Linked DNA regions of Homo sapiens: regions 1 and 3 are each linked to region 2. The links are chromatin loops, found by intact Hi-C in ENCODE. Cell type or tissue: heart left ventricle. All regions are shown on one strand.

What was found. Hi-C counts contacts between places; a loop is a spot of excess contacts. Peaks named below come from ENCODE experiments on the same cell type or tissue, not always from the same donor. Only the 100,000 strongest peaks of a DNase experiment are listed, where the experiment ranks them.
Region 1: a loop joins it to region 2, with 2.8 times the contacts of the local background. A loop is called at or near these places in 3 of 110 quality-filtered maps.
Region 3: it touches region 2 in a loop (2.1-fold over the local background); 5 of 110 quality-filtered maps call a loop at or near these places.

The regions. Positions count from the first base shown.
Region 1 is chr12:114,241,418-114,249,417 of GRCh38, reverse strand. LINC02459 (long intergenic non-protein coding RNA 2459) reads left to right here and starts at 7,648. Exons shown (of 2, transcript NR_146536.1): 1 at 7,648-7,690. RefSeq lists an enhancer at 7,120-7,414. In heart left ventricle, a CTCF peak has its summit at 3,717; no DNase peak of the experiment used is centred here; H3K27me3 peaks cover 297 bases.
Region 2 is chr12:114,390,747-114,398,746 of GRCh38, reverse strand. It overlaps TBX5 (T-box transcription factor 5), which reads left to right. Exons shown (of 9, transcript NM_181486.4): 5 at 27-174; 6 at 3,854-4,006. Among named protein-coding and RNA genes, the nearest start is that of TBX5, 11 kb to the left of the region's middle. In heart left ventricle, no CTCF peak of the experiment used is centred here; no DNase peak of the experiment used is centred here; H3K4me3 peaks cover 1,051 bases; H3K27ac peaks cover 2,819 bases; H3K27me3 peaks cover 2,195 bases.
Region 3 is chr12:114,170,344-114,178,343 of GRCh38, reverse strand. No RefSeq gene overlaps it. Among named protein-coding and RNA genes, the nearest start is that of LINC02459, 67 kb to the left of the region's middle. In heart left ventricle, no CTCF peak of the experiment used is centred here; no DNase peak of the experiment used is centred here.

The DNA of each region.
Region 1 (8,000 bases), 150 kb after region 2:
GAATGGACAATTAAAGTGTGGCATATCCACATACTAGAACACCAATCAACAGTGAAAAATGAATGTATTACAGCTGCATGCTTCAACAGGGGAAGACTCCTAAAGACATAATGTGAAGACAAAATGCAACTCACAGAGGGATGCATAAGCCCGTTTCCATATATATAAACTGCAGAAAAGCAAAATAAGGGCCATATATTGTTAGGAAACAGAGATGTGTAGTAAAATGAGAAAGAAAAGTAAGAGAATGATTGTTACAAAAAAAATCAGGGTAGCAGTTCCTTCTCAATGTGGGTGGGGAGGAAGAAGAATGCAAGGGAGGAGGGGCCCTGAGGGACATCTGAGATATTTCAGATGCTGTTGCATTGGTGTCCATTTTATCATTGCTCCTTAAATTGCTCGTTTATACTTGCTATACTCTTGAGAAAGGATGCTCTATTTCAAAATAAGACTCTAACCAATTCCCAAAGCTCAGAGAGGTGAAGCTGCTTGCCTTAAGTCACACAGCTGTTGTGTAGCAGATCCCTGGTTCTGGAGGCTCAAAGCTGAATCACTCACTCTTTCATCTCTTGGGTAGCGTAAATACAGAAGGACAAAATAATTGCTAAAGAAAAGGGACCCATAAACAGATGATTTATTTTTCATACAAGAAATTTATTGAGTAACTACATTGTGTCGGGCACTGTCCAAGGTGCTGGTGATTTAGAGGTGAAGGAAATGAACCGGGAATCTGCCCTCAGGCACTTGGCATTCTATGGTAGATGGAGGCTAAACAAATTTCATAAGTATGACACATACGTTTTTAAAAAAGATATAACTCATTGTAATACAATCATATGTCGCACAACGTTTAAGCACCTGGGAATCTGATTTGGGGGTACAAATGTACGTAGGTTTCTAGTCCTTTCTAAGATCAGCGTTTTGTTTATTAACTTCTTTTGGTACAGGTGATAAATCTACTTGTTCTGGCAGGTATTGCCTGTATTATTTGTGTGTTTATGAGCCTTCTGGCAATTTTAAAATGTCAAAGTAGGACTCATTTAAAAGCCATTTTAAGTTTGTAAAAAAAAAAAAAAAAGCATGTTTTACCCCACAAAATGCCATTATAAAAATACATAATATATGTATTTTCACATATATTATGTAAAGGAAGGATGAAAGGAACTCAGAAAACACAAAAAATACATATATTATATATTTTCTGAGTTCCTTTCATCTAGTTTCAGGTCTGAGAATGGTGCTTATTTTTTCTTGCATGATTGATCCCTCTTATGCCCATGACATTTCATTGCTTATGGCTTTATCAGTTTGGGGAAGAAGCAGATGATTTTCAGGGAGGAATCCCCCTGGACCTGGACAATGGCCTTTACTCCCACCTGCATGAGGCCAAACCTGACTTTCCTGGGTAATCCAATGAAGGGGTTGCAGGACAAAATCAGTGATCCATCAGCCTGGCTTAGTTGGGCTCATAGGGCTACTGAGAGGGATTCAGGCCCCACAGAGCTAAATATCCTAACTTTCCTCCCTAGAAGGCCAAAAAATAAAAATAAAAAATTAAAAAAAAATTTAAAAAAAAGATGCAGGATGACAAAGAACCCATCAGACTTATTGTTAAACACATCTTGCTCACAAAATCTCATATGTTCTAAGATGGGCATTATTGGGCCCATTTTACCTACTGAGAAAATTGAGTCTTGAAGAGGTGACTCAACTTGTGCAATGTCACATGGAGACACAATCAGCATCTGAACTCATGGCCATTGGCTTGCAGATTCAGAGCTCTTGAATGGTCATCCCCAGTGAAACAGCCAAGGTTCCAGGAAAGATCAGGACAGTCTCAGGAGAGAGATGGAAACCATGCCCTCTTCTTCACCCCATCCCCAGCCCTGAACCTGTTCCTGTGGGGCCTGGGAATTAGGTCAGACAAATCAAATATACAAAGTGTAGCCTTTGTTTGACTGTCTTATCTAATGTGCCTTCTCCCCCCATGGACAGCTGTGTCCTATCAGATGGGTGGGAGCTAGGGAGCCAGTTAGGGTCTGCCGCACTGTGAGACTCTGCCTGCTGGCCTTTGAATCTGCAGGAGATCAGGAGAGCATGGGACATGGGGGACTTAAAGACAAAGAGCACAGAGAGTGCTGTGTTGTCAGCAGCCTGCCTTGGACATCTTTTCCTCCATTAAAGCCAAAAGGATGAATGTGAACATCTTCTAGAAACCACTAATTTCCTGGAGATTAGAAATGAATGTCATGACACTTGATGAGCACCATCCAGGTGCCAGCCACCATGCCAACTGCATTTTCAAGTAGTGTCTTTGTAAACATCCGGATGCATATACTGTTATTACTGCCTTTGACCAGAAGACTGAAGCCAGTTGCCCAAGGGAAGCTACCCAGTTGGCTGTAGAGCATGGAATTGAAGTGGACTTTCTAAAAGTCCAGGGTTTCATCCCTCCCTCCCAGCTAGTGGGCGTTCCTTCAAGCCTCACCCAAAGTCCCTTGAAGGACGCCCCCCACACACAATATTTTTAGCCACCTGTGGTGTGGAGCGAGTGCCCATCTGAAGAGAAGACGTGGGAGTTCAGGCAAAAATTGAGAGCAGAAGGGAGGAAGGAAACAAGAGAATGCACCTTATTAATATTGAATTTAGATAATAGAAAAAAAGATAATACAGAAGTAGGAACATGTTCCTATATCTCCTTCTGTTTCCCTAGAGTAACTACCATTAACAATTTGTTCTTTATCCACCCAGGCCCTTTTCTCTACATCTATATATACAAAATGAGAGAGACCCCGAAACTATATATAAAATAGTTTGTGGGTATTTGAGCTGTGTAAGACCTTTAACCCAGAAACTATACTAGGAACCTGATTCTACAGAAACTCTCACATGTCTGTGAAAGGTACAAGCATATTCATTTTAATATTCTTTGTTGAAAGAATAAAAAATTAGGATAAAATATACCTCTATCAATATAAAATAGCCTGAACCACCCCCCAAACTATATATCCATAGATATATCTATATGGAAAGATAGATATATATCCATAGATGTATCTATATGGATAGATATATATTTATAGATATATCATATAGATACATATCTATCTAGCCTATGAATAACTATGGATATATAGTTTGGAGGGTTGGTTCAGGCTATTTTCTATTTTCTATAGATACATCTCTATGGCTAGACAGATATCCATAGATATTTCCATATAGATACATATTCATATAGATATATCTATTGATATATCTATGGGTATATAGTTTGGGGGTTAGTTTAGGCTATCTTCTATTGACAAATATATTTTTTCTAATTTTTCATTCTTTCAACAAAGAACATTAAAATGAACATGGTTGCACCTTTGCACCGTATATCCATTCAGATACACAGCTTAGGGAATTGGTTTTCCTTTCATTTCTATGTTTTTACATAAAAGAAAATATCCTGCATATATAGTTTTCTTTTTTCTTCTTCTTTTAGCTCTGTGTGCTGGATTAATTCTTTCTGCCCATGTATATCTATCTCTACCTTTCTCTACCCCGCTCTGCACCCTGGGGAACTGCATCATTACACTCCCTTGCTCTCTAGTTTCTGGCTGGGTTTGGCTAATGAGGCACCCCAGCTCCTCTTCCCCCTCCGGCCTACAGCGGTAACAGCTCCCTCATGTTGCTACACTGCCCCTTGTTGGTTTCTTTAAACCCTGCTCACACCTTTACAAATAGACCCTTTGTTTAACTCTTTTTAAATGACTCAGTTTAAATGTGCCATCAGTGTCCTTCTGGGGCCCTAAAGAAAACACTATATAATCTGAACATCTTCTCAGATTGGAACACGCAGGATGACCTCATTTCTTTAATGACTGCCTACTAGTCCAGAGTATGGATGGAGCAGAGTTTAGTCAGGCTATTTGCTATTGACGAAGATATATTTTTTTCCTACATTTTCATTCTTTCAACAAAAAATATTAAAATGAATATGCTTTTACCTTTGCATAGACATGTGAGAGTTTCTGTAGAATAAGGGTCCTAGTATATTTTGTGGGTTAAAAAGGGCTTACATGGCTCAAATACCCACAAGTAAAACTCCTCTTCAAAAAGAAGGTACAGGCTTACCTTTTTAGGGGGTCACTGGCATTTATCCAGAAACCGCAAGATTTTCAGAGATTGAACAAGAACAGGAGGACTGATCCCAAAGATGGTGGGAAAGAGGGTTCAGGGGATGCAGATGCCAGGGAGGTAACCCCAGCCTGGCTGGCTCTCATCTCTGGGGGCTGCTCCTCCATCCTTGATGCAGACAGCAGCACTGAGCATGGGGAGAGAGGTTGAAAGGATAGAGATAAATGCTAATCTCTAGTGTAAACAGTTCTCAGGGCTGGACACTCTCTGGACATGCCACAATCCCCCACTGGGAAGGAGATGAGATAGCTCGGGAGGCCAAAGCTGGATTGGGGTAAAGGAAAGGGAGATTGGGAGAGACGGGAAGAAACAGGGGCCAAGGAACCCATCATTTATGTGTCTGACAGCCATGGGAGCAGCCCGACTGGAGACAGAGGGAATCCTCGAACAGGACCGGGGTAGAGGAGAAAAGCCGGTCATGGTGAGGCATAAAGGGCAGCAGAGACCCTACCCTCATATATCACAGGGAGGCCCGGTCAAGGTACTGTTCAAGGGTGATGTGCAACCCATAAACCGATTAGTAATTTGAGCCAATGACCTTGAGTGTGACCTTAGCAAGTTACTTTCCTTCTATGGCCCTTCGTTTTCCCATCTGTCAGATTGGGGTTGTATTCCCTGCTTTACCTATGAGAGTAGAGACAATGCTCTTAAATTCCATGCTTCTAGGTGAAATCAGGTGAAAATAAAGAGCAGGATATTTCTTGAAAGACAGAAGAATTTCTCAAGGACAGGCAGAAAGGGGACAGGGTGGAAGAGGAAAAGGGAAGTTGTAGGCAAAACAGCACATTATTAAGTATGTCGAGGCTCATGCAGGCCTGGGGTTGAATCTCAGCTCCTTCATTTGCTAGCTGGGGGACCTTGGGCAAGTCACTTACCCTCTTGATTCTCTATTCTACATTGTTATAGGAGTATAAAGATGATAGCTGCCTCATAGAGTTATGAGAATGAAATGAGACCATTCATATAAACTGGTTAGCTCTGTGCTTGCCGCTTAGTAAATTCTTAGTAAGCATTGGGTATTGTCTCTACCCTAGGTATGGTGGCAGTACCTGGGCACCATGGTTAATGGCATTTTCCAATGGTGCCTGCAATAATATTTCTCATTCATCATTCTCTTCTGTAATGTTACCTTGTCACTTCCCCACCAAGAGGTGGAGCCTAATTCCTTTCCCTTGAATCTGGGCTGGTCTTAGCAACTCATGTATAACCAATGAAATGCAGCAGAAGTGACATAGTATAATTTCTGAGGCTGAATCAGAAAAGCTTCTGCAGCTTCCTCCCCATTCTCTTGGAACACATCTTCTCTAGATGTTCCCTGTTGGGATATCTGGAGCGCAGCTGCCATGTTGTGAGAAGCCCAAGCTACAAGAAGAGCCCACATGTAGGTTTCAGTTGAGCCTAGCATTCCAGGTATCCCAGCCCAGGCACCAAAGAGATGGTTAAGAGGTGGGTGGATTACCTGAGGTCAGTAGTTCAAGACCAGCTTGATCAACATGTAGGTTTCAGTTGAGCCTAGCATTCCAGGTATGCCAGCCCAGGCACCAAAGAGATGGTTAAGAGGTGGGTGGATTACCTGAGGTCAGTAGTTCAAGACCGGCTTGACCAACATGGTGAAACCCTGTCTTTACTGAAAATACAAAAATTAGCTGGGCATGGTGGTGGGTGCCTGTAATCCCAGCTACTTGGGAGGCTGAGGCAGGAGAATTGCTTGAACCCAGGAGGCAGAGGTTGCAGTGAGCCTAGATCGTGCCATTGCACTCCAGCCTGGGTGACAGAGCAAGACTCCGAAAAAAAAAAAAAAAAAAAAAAAGAAGCTTCCAGATGCTCCCAGCTCCCACTGTTCAAGTCACTGCTAGCCATGTGTCTTCCAAGCTGAAGTTCCAGATACTGTGGACTAGAGACAATTCATTACCCACCACGCCTTGTCTGACTTCCTGACCCATGGAATCTGCGAGCTTAATAAAATAATTGTTGTTTTACACCATTAATTTTGGGACCATTTGTTACATGGCAGCAGATAACTGGAAGGTGAACCATGAGCTGATAAGGTTCAGGCCCCTTATCGTACAAACTTGTCTAAGACCTCTTATCCCTGTTGTTGCCTTGTTCAGTTCTAGGAGCATAAATAGCCCCTATGCCCACCCCAAAGTATGTTGGGGATACCAGGGCTTGCCACCCCACTGGTCATATTCTAGGGGTCCTACCAAGAGGCTGGGCGTTTTCAGAATTTGCCTGGCAGGATAATATCTCTTTTTATTCCCTTCTTAGTCATGTTAGACCAGAGTCCTTAGACATGTTTATGGTGTAGCAGTGATACTGAAGGCAAGAAATACCACAAATGATACAAACTACAAAGCTGGGTGGATAATATGACATTAGAATAACAGATCCCAAAGGGCACCATCTCAGAAGGAAGTTTCATATAATAGGAACAAAAATAGGCTACTGTAACTGACAAGTGATAGTAATAATAATGGCAATAATAATTGTAGTAGTCAGAATTTTCCCTCGCAAGTGACAGAAAACCTAACAGGAGCTTAAGCCCCAAAGGCAGTTGCTTGGCTAAATGCAATAGGTTTAGTAATGGCTTGATCCAGGGACTGGGTCTTTTTTTCACTTTCTTTCAGGAGTGGGTGTTATTTTCTTTCTGCCTACATTTAGTCTACCTCAGTCCTGCTTTTCGCAAAGTAGTGGCTGCTCGCAAATCCAGGCTTACATTCTCATCTCCAATAAGAGAGCATGCTTCTCCATCAAAAAAGCCAGTGAAAGTCTATGACACATCTGTCTTATTGGTTCTAATGTGGCCACATGACATCTGTGACTCCCTAAGGCAGGGAGGAGCTGTGATTGGTCACCCTGAGTCACATGCCCATTGTAGCTGGGGGTGGAGTCACAGCACTTAAACTAACCTAAGGCAGGAAGGAGCTGTGATTGCCCATCCTGAGTCGCACGCCCATTGTAGCTGGGGGTGGACTCATGGCACCTAAACCACCCTAAGCCAGGAAGGAGCTGTGATTGGCCATCCTGAGTCACATGTCCATAGTAGCTGGGGGTGGAGTCACAGCACCTAAACTAACCTAAGTCAGGAAGCATCTGTGATTGGCCATCCTGAGTCACATGCCCATTGTAGCTGGGAGTGGAGTCACGGCACCTAAACCAACGTAAGGCAGGAAGGAGCTGTGATTGGCCACCCTGAGCCACATGCCCATTAGTAGCTGGGGGTGGAGTCACAGCACCTAAACCACACCCTAAGGCAGGAAGGAGGTGTGATTGGCCATCCTGAGTTACATGCCCGTTGTAGCTTGGGGTGGAGTCACAGCACCTAAAGCGCATGGACTGGAAGTAGAGGGAAGGGCAGTTTCCCAGAGGAAAACCAGAGTGATATCATTAGAAAAAAGAGTTCCTGCTGAGAGGCAAAGATTTACACATGCAGACCCCAGCCACTATTTACTGAGGGCTAGATTGTACCAGGCACTTTACCTGTGCTGTGATCATGTAATCCTGTCAAGTAAGTATTATCCCTATCTTGCAGATGAAGAAACTGACACTCAAAGAGTGTCTTGCTTAAGGTCCCACGGTGACAGAACTGAGATCAGAACATGGTCACCTGACTGCAAAATTCGTGCCTTTGCCCCTCTATGCCCCAAAGTCCTCCATCTCTTTTTTATACCAGAAAAAAATACACAAAAAACCCCAAAACACGTGTGATGAATGACATTCTCACATACAACCTGTCCTGTGGGGTTAAACTCAATTCCTCTTGTGAGACCTCTATTCGACCCTTCTCTCTCCCACTCCAGTAAGCATTCTAGAATTCA
Region 2 (8,000 bases):
CTCTAGTACACCTCTCCTTCATCTAGGTCTGTGACGGGCAAAGCTGAGCCCGCCATGCCTGGCCGCCTGTACGTGCACCCAGACTCCCCCGCCACCGGGGCGCATTGGATGAGGCAGCTCGTCTCCTTCCAGAAACTCAAGCTCACCAACAACCACCTGGACCCATTTGGGCATGTGAGTACCGTGGCCTGGATTCCCCGCCTTGTCTCCCTCTTGTCCTCTCTCCCTTCTTCTCACTGGGTTTCTCTCCCTTCTTGGCTCTGTGTGCCTACATTTCTCCTTTTCTTTCCTCCATTTTCCCCCACTTTCGTCGCTTTCTGCCTCTACCTTCTTGATCTGGACTTCCTTCCTCTTCCTTTTCCTCCCCTCCGTCTCAATTCTCTCATTCCTTTCTCTTCTTTCACCTTCTCACTTGCTTTCCCTTTGCTTTCTTTTTCTTCCTACTATTTCATCCTCTGTCTCCACTACTCTCCTACACAGACATCTGCCCCTCTGCAGTCCTCCCGGTGATCCACACTCCCCAGATCTGGGTCTGTCGTTCCTTGGTGGCTGGAGATATGGCCCCCGGCTCACCTGGTCTGGGGCTGCATCCTTGCCGTTAGGGCCCAAACCCTCTCCCTTTGCCTAGGGATGGAGGAATGATTGAAGCTGCTCATTCCAGGCCTGGAGAGTCTGTGAATTCGATCTGTGGTTAGGAGTGGAGGGCTGTGTTTCAGTCTTGCAGAAAATATGGACCTCCTAGCCCAGTGGATACCCAGTATAGACTGCACAGAGGCTGGACCACAATGAAAGCCATATACCTTCCCTCCCCACTTCTCAATCCTGCCTTAATTTTGGGATGTTCCAGGGGAGAGGGAGAGCCCAGCTCACCTGCCCCCTCTTTTCCAGATGGGAAATGAACTCATAAGAGAACTATGGTGCCAGTGCCACTTTTTAGCTTGATACTCCCGGGGAGATCTGTTTTTTTTCCAACAACCAGCTTTCTCCCTTTCCACACTGTGCCCAGAGCAGGCGAATGTAAACCAGGGTCCTAAACTTGGAGTCTGGATTGGACCCAAGAGAGGGGACTGGTGAATTTCCTGAAACTGAATGCAGGGTATTGAATGTGCAGCCTGCTCACCACCCAAAAGAATGTGTAGGTTTTAGTGGATTCTTAGTAGGGTCATCACCCCTCTTCCCCAAAGAAAAACAAAACACAAAACACTGATTTTTGAAAAAATGTCCCCAAATCTCATCGTAGAAGATAATTAATTACTAGAACAGAACACGGATTCTGTATTCACGTTTAGAACTTTTAGCTGGATGATTCTGCCATACAAGTGGGTACATTCGTCTTGGGCATTTGATTCTCACGGCAGCCTAGGGGGCGGACGGGAGGCATAGCTTTTGCACAGGAGAGTCCAGGGGACGGGGGTGACTTGTCAAGGTCCTACAGCTTGTATTTGGGAGCAGAGATTTGCGGCTAGGTCTCTCTAATTACAAAAGGAGTTCCCTGTCCTGGAAGGTTGTAGCTTCAAAGAGGAGCAACAGATAGGCGCATGGTCGCCGATTTCAGGGAAAGGAGGGGACTGGGAGGGAATGAATTTGGTCAAGGGGGCGGGGGAGGATGGTTTATGAAGGTCCAAACGAGAAATCTGCTCCTTTGAGGCCTTGGGGCTGAAGCACTGAAGTCCCCAGGATCTGGGATGGGAAGAGGATCTCAGGGGTCCACACTGATGGGTAAATGCAGCTCTCAGCACGTGGGTGGAGAGGAAAAAGAATCATTCACTCTCTGTGCAGCCTGCTTGGAGCGCTCGGAAGGCATTCCCAGGCAAATGCAGAGCCACTCTGTTAAACCCGGGTGTTTTGCCCACGAGTCCTTCTTGCTGGGCTTCCCAGGAGGTGCTCTGTAAATTCAGCTTGTGTAGGCATTGGCTGACCCGCCCTGGCTGTGTATCTGCCAGTCCCCAGCAGATGCCTTACCAGCACCAGGGAAAACCGGAGCCATTTCTAAAGGTTCCACATGCATCTCTGGGCTGGCTCCTTCTGGAGGATGGGACCCTTGGGTGGGGTCCTGCGTGGTCCTTGACGCTGGGAAGTGGGACGGTTCCCCAGGCTCATTTCAGCTCCTAGCTTTTTCTCTGCTCCTCTGGAGTGCCTTTGGGGTCTCTCTAGGGCGGATGCCTGCGGAAGGTGCACAACCCCACCACCAAATTCCTGGCATCCCTGCCAGCTTCAGGACGTTCCCAGCTGGGGAGAGGGGCTCGGAGCTGCTCAGAACTGCCTAGAAGCCAGGCATTCCCACCCGAGACTCCGGACTTTTAATTCAGAGCCGGCCTAATGAAATTAGGAGCCATTAGATCGCCCTCGCGCTGATGTCTCCACACTGTCCCCAGCCGTCAAAGCAATTTGGCTAAGCCGGGCCGATGGCCCCGCCGGCCGGGGACTGTGGCGGCCAGCGGGGCCCCGCTGCGTCTCTCTGTCGCCACGCCGCCCCGGTCGGCGTCGCTATCGGCCGGGGAGGCGGCCGGGCCACGGCGGCCGGAGATTAGAGACGCGCGGCCCGGGGTCGGGCAGCCGCGGGGCCCGCGAGTTCCTCGTCCCTCCCCCGCCCCCGGCCGCGGCTCGCCTCCCCCAACTACCTCCACTCGATCGGGGCCGGACTCCAGGGTTGGTCCAAGAATCTTGCCCCAGGGTCATCAATGCAAATAATCAAAGTCACAGAGACAACCTCCGCAGTTCCCGGGAAAAAGCAGGCCAGATTTTCAGGCTGTTAAACGCGGCGATTCGCAAGTTCGGTGGGGATGTGTCAGAGCGTTCTGGTAAATACTAGCGTCATCAGAACAACAAACCCAGTTTTATTGGTGAGGATGCTCATCTGTGACTAGCCCTGGCTCCAGCAAGAACGTGCAGCCTGGAAGTCCTCCTCCTCCTCCTCTTCCTAATGATAATGGTGGTTGTAAAAATTACAGCACAACTACAGCAGTTAGGACCCCTCTTGTCCCTGGGAACACCCCTAAATATGGGGAAGATAGGAAGTAGAAAGAGAATATTCCCGAAAAAGCAGATGTAGCCGTTCTGTCTGGGGCCAAGCGTGGAGATAATTCTGGTTGTGGATCCTGAAACGTGATAAAGCTGGAGAAAGGGAGTTTCCAAGGCAACCAGCCCCTTCTTTGAGGGGTGTGGGTGGTGCTTCCTCCCCACACCTTATGAGCCGACATCCTTGGAGGGCAGATCACCCGTGACCCCCAAATATCTTCTCTTTTCACGAACTCTGCTTTGCTTGTTCTCCAAACAAAGGCCCCAGATTTGAGGTCTGATCACCCACCCTAAGCCTCAGAAAAAGGCTGTGCAGAGAACTGGTGATTTTTTTTTTTACTTATTTCAGTTTTCCAAACACTTGATATCTTCTCTTGCATCCCTTAGAGATTTGGGGAGTGGGGGTTATTTCTATGTTTGTTGTTTGTTTGTCCCCGTGCCCCTACACCACCTGTCAATCCAAAAGTGCCCTTGAGGCTTCCCTCCAGACGCGGATTCCTCGATCCAGACTTGCTCAGCTCCCGTTGGGGGTGGGAAGTGCCCTATGCAGGGAGTTAATTTATTAAGCAAACTTTATTAAGAATTCTGATTTACTGCTCTGTGTGCCTTGGGTAGATTCCTGGAATATTACCCTGGCTTTTTCGGTTGGAAATTGTTATTTTTGAAATGTTTCTTTTTAATGAAATCCCTGGCCCCTTTTCAAAACAGAAGAAAAATATCTATTTTTCGAGAGCCGATATAACAAGGCGAATTTAGAGGGCGGGGAGCAGGGTTTTATCTGGAGACAAAGGGAGTTTTGATTTTCTTACAATCTCATTTTCTTTATTATTTTTAGATTATTCTAAATTCCATGCACAAATACCAGCCTAGATTACACATCGTGAAAGCGGATGAAAATAATGGATTTGGCTCAAAAAATACAGCGTTCTGCACTCACGTCTTTCCTGAGACTGCGTTTATAGCAGTGACTTCCTACCAGAACCACAAGGTAAGCCTGAAGCCCAGGAACCAGTGCCTGGGGCCGTCTGCTCTTTCTTTTGCATGAATCTGCAAGGTTTTCCTGCTGGAACTTTGCTCCTCTGAATGGCAGCAGTCACCAACTTCGACCCCAGGGTGCTGGGGTGGGGACAAAGCTGCAGCCTAAGAGTTTCAGCTGTTTTTACTATATCCACGAGCTTGGCTTGACAGTCACCACCACACATATGCACCCACACCAGTTAGAAACAAACTTGTCAAACCATAGATGGGCCACACACTCAAATACCACAAGAAGGCATCCCACTGACCTTATGAAATGCCTAGTGGGAAGAAAGGTTGCTTAATGGCTCTGGTGCTGCCATTTCATTTCTGGGCAACTGTTTCTGCTGGGGTCAGTTTTCTCCTCTCTGCCTTTTTAATATTTTTCACTCCGAGACAGGGTCTCACTCTGTCTGTCACCCAGGCTGGAGTGCAGTGGCACAATCATGGCTCACTGCAGCCTTGACTTCCCAGGCTCAAGAGATCCTCTTGCCTCAGCCTCTGGAGTAGCTGGGACTATAGGCACACACCATCATTATGCTCAGCCAATTTTTAACTTTTGTTTTTTGTAAAGACGGGGTCTCTCTATGTTGCCAGGACTGGTCTTGAACTCCTGGCCTCAAGTGATCCTCCCACATTGGTTTTCCAAAGCGTTGGTATTACAGGCATGAGCCACTGCACCCAATTTTGCCACTCAACTGGCAACAGCACAGGTGGCAAAGTTGCCGGGATCCTTAGGATTGGACTTTCCTGATGCTTCCCTAATTGTTTCAGAAATCACTGACTCCAGACCACATTCTTGGGAAAGGTTTGCCTTGTTAAAATGAAAACAGAGCAACCTGCACCACCAGCAGCTTGGGATAACACTCCCAAGCTGGACTTAGACAAAGAGCCTGCAGAACCACAGCTTGGTGAGGGGAGGCAGACCTGCATTGCTTGGGAGAAGGTGGCTGCAGTTTGGTGTAGGGGCGGTATGCTGTCGCATGGATTGTGTGAAAGTCAGACCCCATGAGGTTCAAAATCCAGGCACTGGTTTTGGCATTTCAAAGCTTGACAATGACTTTGGAGCAGGCTGCCTATAGCGGCAGGTTGGAGGGTGGGGGAGGATCTTCTCTTTTTCCTCAGGAGAAAGTTTGTCTCGACTTGTCAGGATTCACCTCTGTTCCTTAGATACCCGAGTGCATGTGGATTCATTTTATTGTGGGTGGCAGGAGGGATTTAATGTTCTAAGCCTTGGTATGAAAAGTTCTAGAATCTGGAGAGGCGAGCAATAGGTGCTGGGGGAGGGGCCCCTGCCCTCGTGCGGTTGTAGACTGTTAGGAGTATTAAGCAGTGATTTGGGCTTAGAAGGCTCTGGAAGGGCAAAGTGGGAGGGGGGTCCATATGGGATCTGTGAGGGCAGGTCACCTAGATGGATGTGGAGATGGTGTGCCCCTCCCTTTTCTTAGCTACAGTCCCCACCAGCAAGGCTGGGGTGGAGGGGGAACTGCAGGAGCTGGGGACTGGACAGGAGAGGCCGGAGAAGGATGAGAGGAAGGCTTAGCACCCCAAATCCTCCCCTCACCCCTCGAAGGTCATTCCAGTGCAGGCTGGCTTGGCAGAGAATACCCCAACTGAGGCCGGGACTGTTCCAAAATGCTGTGGCTAATCTCCAAATCCAGATTGTCTGTGAACAGGCCAAGCTGTGATAGACAGTCCTTTCCAGGCCACAAAGCCTGTCTGGGAACCCAGGTCGAGAGAGAGCTTCCTGCCCTCGGAAAGAAAACTCATTCCCCTCAAGACACCATTCCTTTTTAAATGGGTAGGAGGATTTTTCCGAGTATCCTTCCACCTGTTGAACCAGCAAGAGCAAAACCGAGGGTCGAATGCCCTGAAAGATGCAAAACTATTTCAGGCCAATTTGAGTCTGTCTCCTTGAAACCTGTTTCCCTCAATGGCTGCTGTAAACCTGTGTTTAGCTTTGCGGTGACGGTCACAGGAAAAAAAAAATAGCAATAAGGAAGCTCAATTCTTCCTATATATGTATATACTTACATGCTCTCAGACCAGACTGGGGTCCAAAAATATATGAGATCTTTTCCCCCTCTACCCCAAGAAAGCCCAGGTTCATACAGGAGGATAGGAAAGGGTAGACATATAAAAGTGACCGGCTTAAAAAACCATCTGAATTCTCAGGTCCTTTGGAAGAAACACCCTAAATTCTGTGTAGTTATGTTCTTAAGACTCATCAGGTGTGGATAGATGTGGGAAAACTCACTCCCTCTCTCCCTCTTTCTGTTGACAGCCTTATTGAGGCATAATTGTCATCTAATAAACTGCCATATTTGAAACAGACAACTAGATAAGCTTCATGTGTATATATATGTATACCTGTGAAACTGTCACTGCAGCCATTTGTGAATATGCCCAACACCCTTTACATTGCTATTTAAAAAATTTCTTCCCCAATACACGTATTTAGTGATTGATGTGCATGAATGCCTGCCTGCCCAATGGGGTGTGTATGTGTGATTTTTTTTTTTTTTTTTTTTTTAGCGCAATCCAGGGAATCGTGTGTCTGAATGCTCACAGGTCTAAGAATGTGTGTCTCCAAATACGCATTTGGATATATGCGTATTTCACGGCCACACTAAGTGTTCACACACAATAATTGCTTTTTTTTCTGTATTGATTGAGTCAGGGAGCCCAGTTGAGCTGTGCATAATGTTCTGTTTAGCCAGCCTGACAGATTCCTTGACATCCGGGAGAGAAATTTCATGGGAGACAACTTTCTGTTACCCTCCCCCACTTCTTCCTTTAGAGCACCAAAGACACCTATTTTCTTTTTCAGGAGCAAATCCAAAACTGTGCACTTTCCCAGTCAAGTGCAGGGCCCCTGCAAACATTTCCCACGTGGATATATGATGTGTGATTTAAATAAGCGGGCCAGGGTTGCATGTGATTTGTGGACTCAGTCTTGCTACTTTATTGTCCCACCTGGACTGGGTGTTGAGACTTCTGACTTCATGCGTAGAAGCCAGCTGAGCTCACCATCGCATAGGGTTAAGGTGGAGGACTGTGGAAGCTGACTGCTTGGGTTCAAACCTATCTGACTTTGGGCAAATGACTTAACTCCATTTCCCCACCTGTAAAATGGGGATAATAAGAGAACTCACCTCATAGTGTTGTTGTGAAGATTCAATGAGATAATTCCCGGCAAGTGTGTCATGTGGGACCTGGCAGAGAGCTAGCACAGAGCATTAGTAATGATTGATGGACCATTGATTGACTACTTAGCAGATCAGTTTATTAACAGGGCGACTCCATCCAAAACACAGACTTCGGAAAACTCTTTGTTTACTCATTCTAACTTCCTGGCTAGTTTAGAATCTGAAAGACTGGGAATTTAAATAAGTTCTTATTCCTGTGGTTGAAAAACAACTGCAAATATTAGTCTTTGTGGTTTAGTTGGCTCATTCCCTGATCATGTTATCAATTCAAGGACTATTTGTCTAGCGTTTTGCCTTGGATAAATGAGCAGGGAAAAGAAAAGCAATGCATGTGATTAAATTGCCAAGACAATTTGGAAAAATAAGGGCCACCGTTTTTATGGTCAAAGGGCCCAGTGCCTTCAGAATGATCTGTCTCTATTTGGATGTAGGTACCAGGTGGAGGTAGGTAGGCTACATGGTTCATTTCTTAGGCTGCAATCACATACCCATATACCACTGGGCCCCTAATGACGAGACACATTTCCTCAGCCCAGCTGTGATCTCGGGCTGGATTTGGGACTTATTTCCCCAGATGGTTGACAGCTTAAAAAAGATATTTAAAAACTCAAATCTTCCCCAGCGACGTTCATTCTGTGAAACACGTTTTTGTAAAGTTTTCACTGCAGTTGTCAGCAGCTCCCAGTGCAATCCCTAGAAATATTTAGGTGTTAAAAAAAGGTCACGTGGGCATTTCATTTCCCTGTTCTTGCAACA
Region 3 (8,000 bases), 220 kb after region 2:
TTTAGCTTGACTCGCCCCTTCCACTTTCCTGGAGGACTGAGGCCTCTGAGCTGAATGTAAATAGCATTTGACACTGAGAGCCTCAGTAATACCTTAAGTTATCTGGGAGAAAAAAGACAAGCCGTTATCACTTTAGAGGCTTTGGGGTAACCCCAAACTATGGGATTATCTGCTTTAAGAGAACTTGTAACCTCACTAGCCTTCTGGTAGAGTAAGCTCAACCCACCCAGTAAACATGCCTATTAAGTACTAGCAAAAACTTGTATTCTCTACAAGCTGGCATGTGGGTAAACTCCAATTATCGGTCTTCTGGATAAGCTCTCCTTCTCTGGACTGGCTCTATTAGAGGAGGCATTCTGTTTTCTGGGTGGCCGAACGTGCAGTGAACAGGATGACAGACCCGTTTAACCACTGAAGCAAGTTAGGCTCAATGAAGAGCCTGTGTACCATGGCTAGAGTGGCATCTTTCCATATGGAAAGAGTCATGCAGGGTTTTTATAATCCTCCATTCATTGGGCTGAGGGAGATAGTTCTGATCCCGTATACTGCCAGGTTCCTTGTCATCCTCATTGCTCCTTTATTCCTGTGGTATATATTCGGGTTCTATTGGAGTCATAGAAAGGAAGTGGTGCTAAGATTTGAGATTGCACCCCAGGGCTGCTTTGGCCTCTTTGTTCCCTGTGCTATTGGGGTTAAGTCCTTTTGATGCCTTCTACAGTGGATTATGGCTACAGCCTCTGGCAAGTATATTGCTTCCAATAGTTGAATTTCAGACCCATGCTTTGGGGGGAATGTTTACCACTTAGTAGTCATCTCTTTCCAAATGGCAGCATGAGCATGATCTGCCACTAATGGGTGAAGACCACAGCCTCACTAATTGCCCTGAGATTCTGTACCATATATTCCCCCAAAGGTTGTAAAACAGGTGAAATGGGAATATTGCAGGGAGAACGGCAGGGTTTTAGTCTATGGGAAAGCAATTCCTTAAGTACGGACACCAAGCCCTTTCTTGCTTCCAGCTTAATTGGGTATTTGGTTGGGGAAAATTGGGTCTTCAAGCTGTATTTGGCACTGCCATTCTAGTCCTTCCAGGCCTCCCAGTATACCATAATAGATTGACCTATTGACATGATCTGGAGCATTGCCTGCATCACTGACCACTAGCAATCCTGAGTGGTGCTTAAATTGTAGCAGCACCCCTATGTTAACCACAACATCCCTTTCCAACAGTGGGGGCCAGGCAGCATGGTATTACTGAGCTCCTGGAAAGCTTGTCTCAAGTTGTCAGGCTAAAGGAGGGGTGAAATGCCTTCCCCCACCCCCATTCCTATAACAGTCATGGTCCTAGTGGACAGTTTTCCTGCATAAGCAGTAAGGACAGTAACTTGCCCCCATACTGAAAAATGGAACTTGTCATGTCCAGAGTTACCTGGGCCTCCTCAGAGTAATGATCCTGGACAGGGGCTGTGAGGAAGCCCTAGGCCCCTTCAGTCTTAACCTAGCTCCTCCCTTTGCACTACCAGTCTCAACTGAGTCCCTCAATGGGAGTGTGGGGGGCAGTTGATTCTCCACTGTCAGGAGTTGTGACTAGTGCCTTCACACAGACAGCAGGGGCTTAGTGTACAGTCCTTTACCCAGTGTCTATTTTTCTTGCACTTGAGGCAAGAGACTCTGGCATGATCCTTATGGGTTGTCCTCGGATGCTTTTCAGGTGTTGCTAATGATGGCTGCCATGATTTTTGACTTGCTGTTCTTACCTTTTTCCCTCCAGGTCATGACTGTTACAACATAAATGGGGTATCAAGACACTGATTTTAGTTTGTGGTCCCACTTGCAATTTTGAGTTTGCACCTGATGTCAGGGCCGACTGGCTGATAAAATGCTGTACCATTAGCATAACCATTGAGAGGAAGGGTCTAGAATTGCATGTTTTCTGATGGCCTCATGTATCTCCCATAAAACATAGCTGGGTTTTCTTCCTTCCCTTGTATAATTTCCGGGACCTTATAACTTAGGGCCTTGTTTATTTTTTTTTCTATTTCTCCAAGGGAGTGCCTCAAACTTTGCTCACCTGTTCATTTCCACAGGGATATCATCTCAATTAGAGTTGTTGGTCGGCACCATGTCTGGGCCCCGGGTGACTGCCCTGGGGATTTCAGGCAGACATGCCATCTGCCTTGCAGCAGGCAGCCTCATTCTTTTTCCATAGGGGTGCACCAGGTTGCCAAAATGAATTGGACATCTCCATGATAAAGCAAAAGCTAGAGCCAAAGACTGGAACCCATCAACAAACTTGCCAGCATCCCCAGTACTTTCACAACCTCTTAGTGCCAGGGGAGCTGCTGAGTAGGGTATTCTACTCTGGGTGTGTTGGGTTCAGTGTAATTTGTCCCTCTGGCCTTGCATGATTGGAGCACTTGGCAAGCAGTTATGTGGGGGCGGCCATAGTTACCCCTGAGAGATGAGTGGCCCTTGTAGGAGGGGTCATCAATGTCTGGCTCAATCTTAGGACTTTCTTTTTGAGGGCCAATATTGGGACTTCTGCAGATCGAAGGATTCTGATACAAAACCATAAAGGCTTGAACACATAGTATTCCTGACCATCTACCCTGTGATTAAGCCTTCCATTTTTCTGGCCACTGCTCCTGTCTAGCTGGTATTGTGGCCAAACAGCTTTACAATAAAAATTGAATGTTTCCTCTGATTATCAAGGTCATAATTGATTCTAATGGCCAAAGATGCAGCTGAGTTGGAGAATCAGAACAGTGTTTCCCATAGTAGTCTGGAAAAGAGATCCTAAGGAGGGCTTATTTGTTGACCCAAAGCTTCCACCTAGGGTGTTGTGGTGGGGAAGTCTTGGAGTTAGCACTGGATCCCCAGGGGTGTCCCCCTTCAGGGTTCAGTCTTGGTGTCAGACATCTGACCTTAGGTGGGCACTGGTACCACTTTGTTTTCCCTTCATAGGTAGCCTATGACCTTCCCATTTGTTCCTGGATATAATCCCAAGCTTTTAGTATCCCACCAATTTAGACAGGCCATATCTTCCTGCATTCTAGCCCAAAACTTTAAGGTTAGTACTTCTCATAACCAGAGAGGCCAGAGAAGGTATGAATCCCTGTGGCTGTTAACTTACTCTGGGGTCTAGACAGAAAAAGGTAAGAACGAAGATGTGGGGTCTTTAAGTTTGTCTTTCTCTGCATTTTCCTAGTATAAACAAGGGGCATGCAGATGGTGTAATAGGGCTCTCAAATGCAGCAATTTCATTCCCTCGTCCCCACAAAGCACCAACAAGGCAAGGATAGAAGTTAGGTGATCAAATCTTGGACACCACGCACAAACCTGACTGTTGCATAGATGCCTCTTGTGCCTGGCAGGACCTAGATGTCTTGGTCCATAACTGAGCTGTCATGGGAGACTGAGTTGGTGGGTGGTGTTGTGGCTTTTAACTGCCTGACCCATGCCTGCAAATGGCAGCTTTGACAAAGATAAAAGGAAACAACCCCAGACAACTGAGCTTACCTCCTGCTGGCTCACCAAAACGTTACTGGATGGAAAGTCTTTACCGATTGTCCATGTTCTTGGCACATCAAAGCATTGAACAAAATGTACAAATAAAGCAAAAGAATGGCAAAACAGTGCAGATCTACTGAAATGAAAGTGTACACTCTTAGAGTAGGAAAGGGCTCTAGGAAGCAGCTCAAGACACCCAATGTTATTCAGGGTGTTTAAGCTACAAACCTTAACACCCCTAGGGTGACCTTTAGAGGCCTCTAACTTGGTTACATGCTATGAAGGATTGGCCCATGGCCAATCCAAGGCTGAAGTGGCTATCTCAAGAGTGAGGACATGGCCTGTGTGCTGCCTAACCTTGTCTACAACTGGCTGCACCTGCCTGTCTCATGCCTTAACCCTTGGTTACCCTAATTCCCATTCTCCTGCCTCAATTCACTGGCTCTCATCTTCACTAGTTGGATTGACTCTGGGGCTAAACTTACAAGGTACGCATGTGTTTGAGATGCACCTTTGGGCAGAAAGCAAGGCTGTACTTGAGTGAAGATGCCATCCCTTCCCTGCCTGTTCTATCGGCATCTGAAATCAAAGGGCAGAAGGTCAGCCTCTGCCATGTGTCTGCTATGCATGCTGACTTAACCTTAGTTTCTAACAATCCTTCCCTCTCTTCCACTAGACTGAGGTTTAAGAGGAGGGATTGCTCCATCAGTTAGGGCAAAGCGCATATAGTGGCTAAAACTTGGCTAATCGTGAGACTTGGCAAGTGGCAGCCCTAAGGATGTTAAGCTTTGGGCCCAAGAATGGTGGCTGCCCATATATAGGGAGAGGGCAAGACCAAGAACTCTGGTGCTCAGTTGTCATCTCACCACCACTGGAATGGGCTGCTAAGCAGACCCAAACTTGTCATTCCTGCACTCACCTGGGGAAGGCCTATGATCTCAATGATCTGATTCCTTGAGACACTCAGTGCTTTCTGGAACTCCAACTTACACTTTAGTTGCACCCTGTTGGACCTGCTGGTGGCACTGGACGGAACTACCACTCAGCCTTAACTTTAAGCAGGCTGAACTGGCATAGGATATGACCTTGGCCACAGCTGACTGGACTGAGGAGACTCATGGCTCTGGTGGGGGCCTGCTGAGAGATGACATGGTTTGGTGTGTATACCTCACTTCCTGTTACACTTGATATGTAACTGGCTAAATGATTCTCACTTTGAGCTGGGAACTGAGTTTCAGAGTAGAAAGATCTCATGGATCATTGCTACTGAAGCTGTGGTGGGGGACTAGGCTATAGTTACAGGAGAGCCTCCTACTTATTGGGGAGGGAAATACCTATGCCCAAAGGCAGTGTCACACCAGATCCCTATTGACTTCAACAAGGGATGGCATTGTCTTCAAGAGGCTGAAGAGACTCGGAGCTCTAGTGAACAAGACTGTTTACTCAAGGGAACTGCGGAGCAGTCAAGTGGCAATAGACCTGACAACTGCATCTGGTCTCTTTAAAAGCATGCAGTTGGCCAGGTGCGGTAGCTCACACCTGTAATCCCAGCACTTTGGGAGGCTGAGGTGGGCGGATCCACGAGGTCAGGAGTTCAAGACCAGCCTGACCAACGTGGGGAAACCCCATCTCTACTAGAAATACAAAAATTAGCCGGGCATGGTGGTGGGGTGCCTGTATTCCCAGCTACTCAAGAGGCTGAGGCAGGAGAATCATCTGAACCTGGGAGTGGAGGTTGCAGTGAGCTGAGATTGTGCCACTGCACTCCAGCCTGGGGAGACAGAGCGAGACTCTGTCTTAAAATAAAAAGCGTGCAGTTCATACAGCTTCCTCATCACCTTCCCCTAACCTCCACCTGGTAGCCTTCATTTAACCCAACCCTCAGTGCCCCAATCCCCCTGTATGGCCTGTGTCCGTAGGATGGCCCAGGGGTTCAGGTGTTCCTCAGACAAGGAATAGATCTCCGGGCTGGCCACTCCTGCATTCCTTAGCTGGGAACTTGAAACATACTCTGACATAGGGCCATTCTCAGGGCGTGCTTAAGTTATTGCTGTTGTGTGTGCCATACAGGGTCATTCTCAGGGTATGCTTAAGCTGTTGCTGCCATACAGGCAGACAGTGGGGTACCTGAGGGTGTGTGGCCCCTAGAGCTGCATTGGTCTCTGACCCAATTCTAGATGATGCAGAGAAATCCTGCTTTCCCTAAAGGAGTTAAATAAGCTTAAATTAAAACAGGTAGCTCTTGGGGTGGACATAAAGCAGAAATGGGAAGGCAGGTGGGCTGGCCTGGCCTTCCCTTTGATGGTGACCTGTCATCTCTGATCTCTTTCATGTGAAAGGATGGTAAGGTATCTTCCTCACAGGATTTTACGCTAAAGATCTCATCATCAAAACTGCAAACACGTCATATACTAATGTTATTGCCACCTCCTTGACAGCTGTCTATAGTACCCATGTTCTTTGCTCTGATAGGACTGTCTCACTTCACAAAAATGACTCCTACAACTGCAATGGGTGTCAGCCCAATATGCGCATCAGTAGTAATGCTGTCAGTAACTTCACAGCTCTGTGACCCTTCCCCTCCTGAAATGCTGTTGACAATGTGATCCCACCTGAATCATGTGTGAGGCACTGATCAATACATCAAGTTGAAGCTTAGACTTGGCTCTAAGCCTCTGAACTCGGTTCATTCTTATGGCTTAAAACTAGTGCAGGCCCCACATAAACCTGGATCTTCCCCATTTGGGCTTGCATTATCAACAGATCTCTAACTCATGAGGGAAAACAAGGTTCGGATGGGGCCCACCTGCCTTGGGTCAAGTGTGAACCCACACCTGACTTGCTCAGCCACCTCAGGGGCATCTTTCCAAATTGAGCCCACTGACCTAGGCAGAATGGCAACTACAACTGACAGTTAGGTCTCTTCATGCCTCTACCATCTTCGTATGTGAAACAGGTTTATCAGTCGCTCCTAGTGCCCTTAGATTCTGACATGGGGACTTGGCTGCCACCTCTTCACATTCTAACCTGCTAGTTATGTCTCCACTTCTCAACTGATGCTCCCTCTTCCTCTTCCTACCCCAGGTAAACTGACTTCAGTCTTGCTTTACTAGGCTCGATGGCTCTGGCCTTGTTCCACTTACAAAGTGTCAGGCACAACTTCAGCTCACTGGGTTCCCGGTAGAGAAAGGCTGTTTGCCTTCCATGGCCTTGTTATAAATAGGTTGATCAGGCTGACCAGTGTGATGCTGTCACAGCCTTGAAGGCTTTCATGTCACTTCCTGAGTGACAGTTGAATTCCAGGGGGAAGTATCAAGTCAGAGGAAGCCTCACTTGAGAAAGTGGAGTTCTTGGTGCAAAACTTCCAGTGGTAACATGGTGAACACGGCAAAGACTAACATCTCAGTTCCTACTAGAGACAACATTGTGCTGAAGGACAGCGGGCCTGTTCCAGGCACTGATCTCTAACTTCAAGTTCTTCTGCTTTGACCCAAGTCAGACTAAGTCATTTCTGAAACCAGTCTGAAGTCACCTAAAATGGTTTCTGGGGCTAAACAAGAGGGATAGGTCAGTGTTGCTATGTACCAGACACTAACCCAAGAACAAGCATAAAGAATAGACAAACTCTCTGTAAACCTGGACTCAAGCTCAAGACCACCTCTAGTCCTAGCCATTTGCATTTGACTTAAAGTACCCTGTGGGAGACGAGTCTCTACATCTATGCATTTTCAGTAATAAGCAAAAGTCTTCAAATGCTTTTAGGAAGTATCCTAGCCATCCTGAAATGTGATCTGTCTAGGTGATATCTTTAATCTAGAGGATTCCCCGGGGGATCTCCCTCTCACATGCCTGAGGCTTTCTAACACTTAGTGCATTCATTTTGTAAATTTGAACCATATACCCCGGCGTAGAACTTCATCCTATCTAACTCATGCTCTTAAGCCTGAACACAGCATAGGGTTTACTGTAACTTCAGACTTGGGAGTCCAGGAAGACCTCTGAAAAGTAGCATCTAAACAAATGTCTGAACTATAATGGATTCTGCAAAGATCTCAGGAAAGCATCCAAAGTAGAACAGCTAGTGCAAAGGTCCCAAGGCAGGAATGAGCCTGGGACAAATGACTAGAGCATAGTGTGTGTATGAGGGCAGTGTGTGCTTAGAGGCTGAGGGTGCAGAGAGGCTAAGCTCTATAGTTCCTTATTAAGGACAAAACAATAAGCTTTATCCCAAAAGTGGCACGTTGCTTTCCCTCAATCACTGTAGCTCTGAATGGACTTCAGGGAGTAAGATGAGGTATTGGTTAGGAAGCTATTCATTTCCCAGGTGAGATGGGACTTTGATCAGTAAGGATGAGACAAAAGTAGATTTCTCCCTTGAAGAGGTAACAGGATTTGAAGGACTAGACATTGGATGAGGGGACAAGAAGAAAATGCCAAATCCTAATTCTGGGCTAAGCAGATAGTGGCAGCATCAACTGAAACAGAAGCCT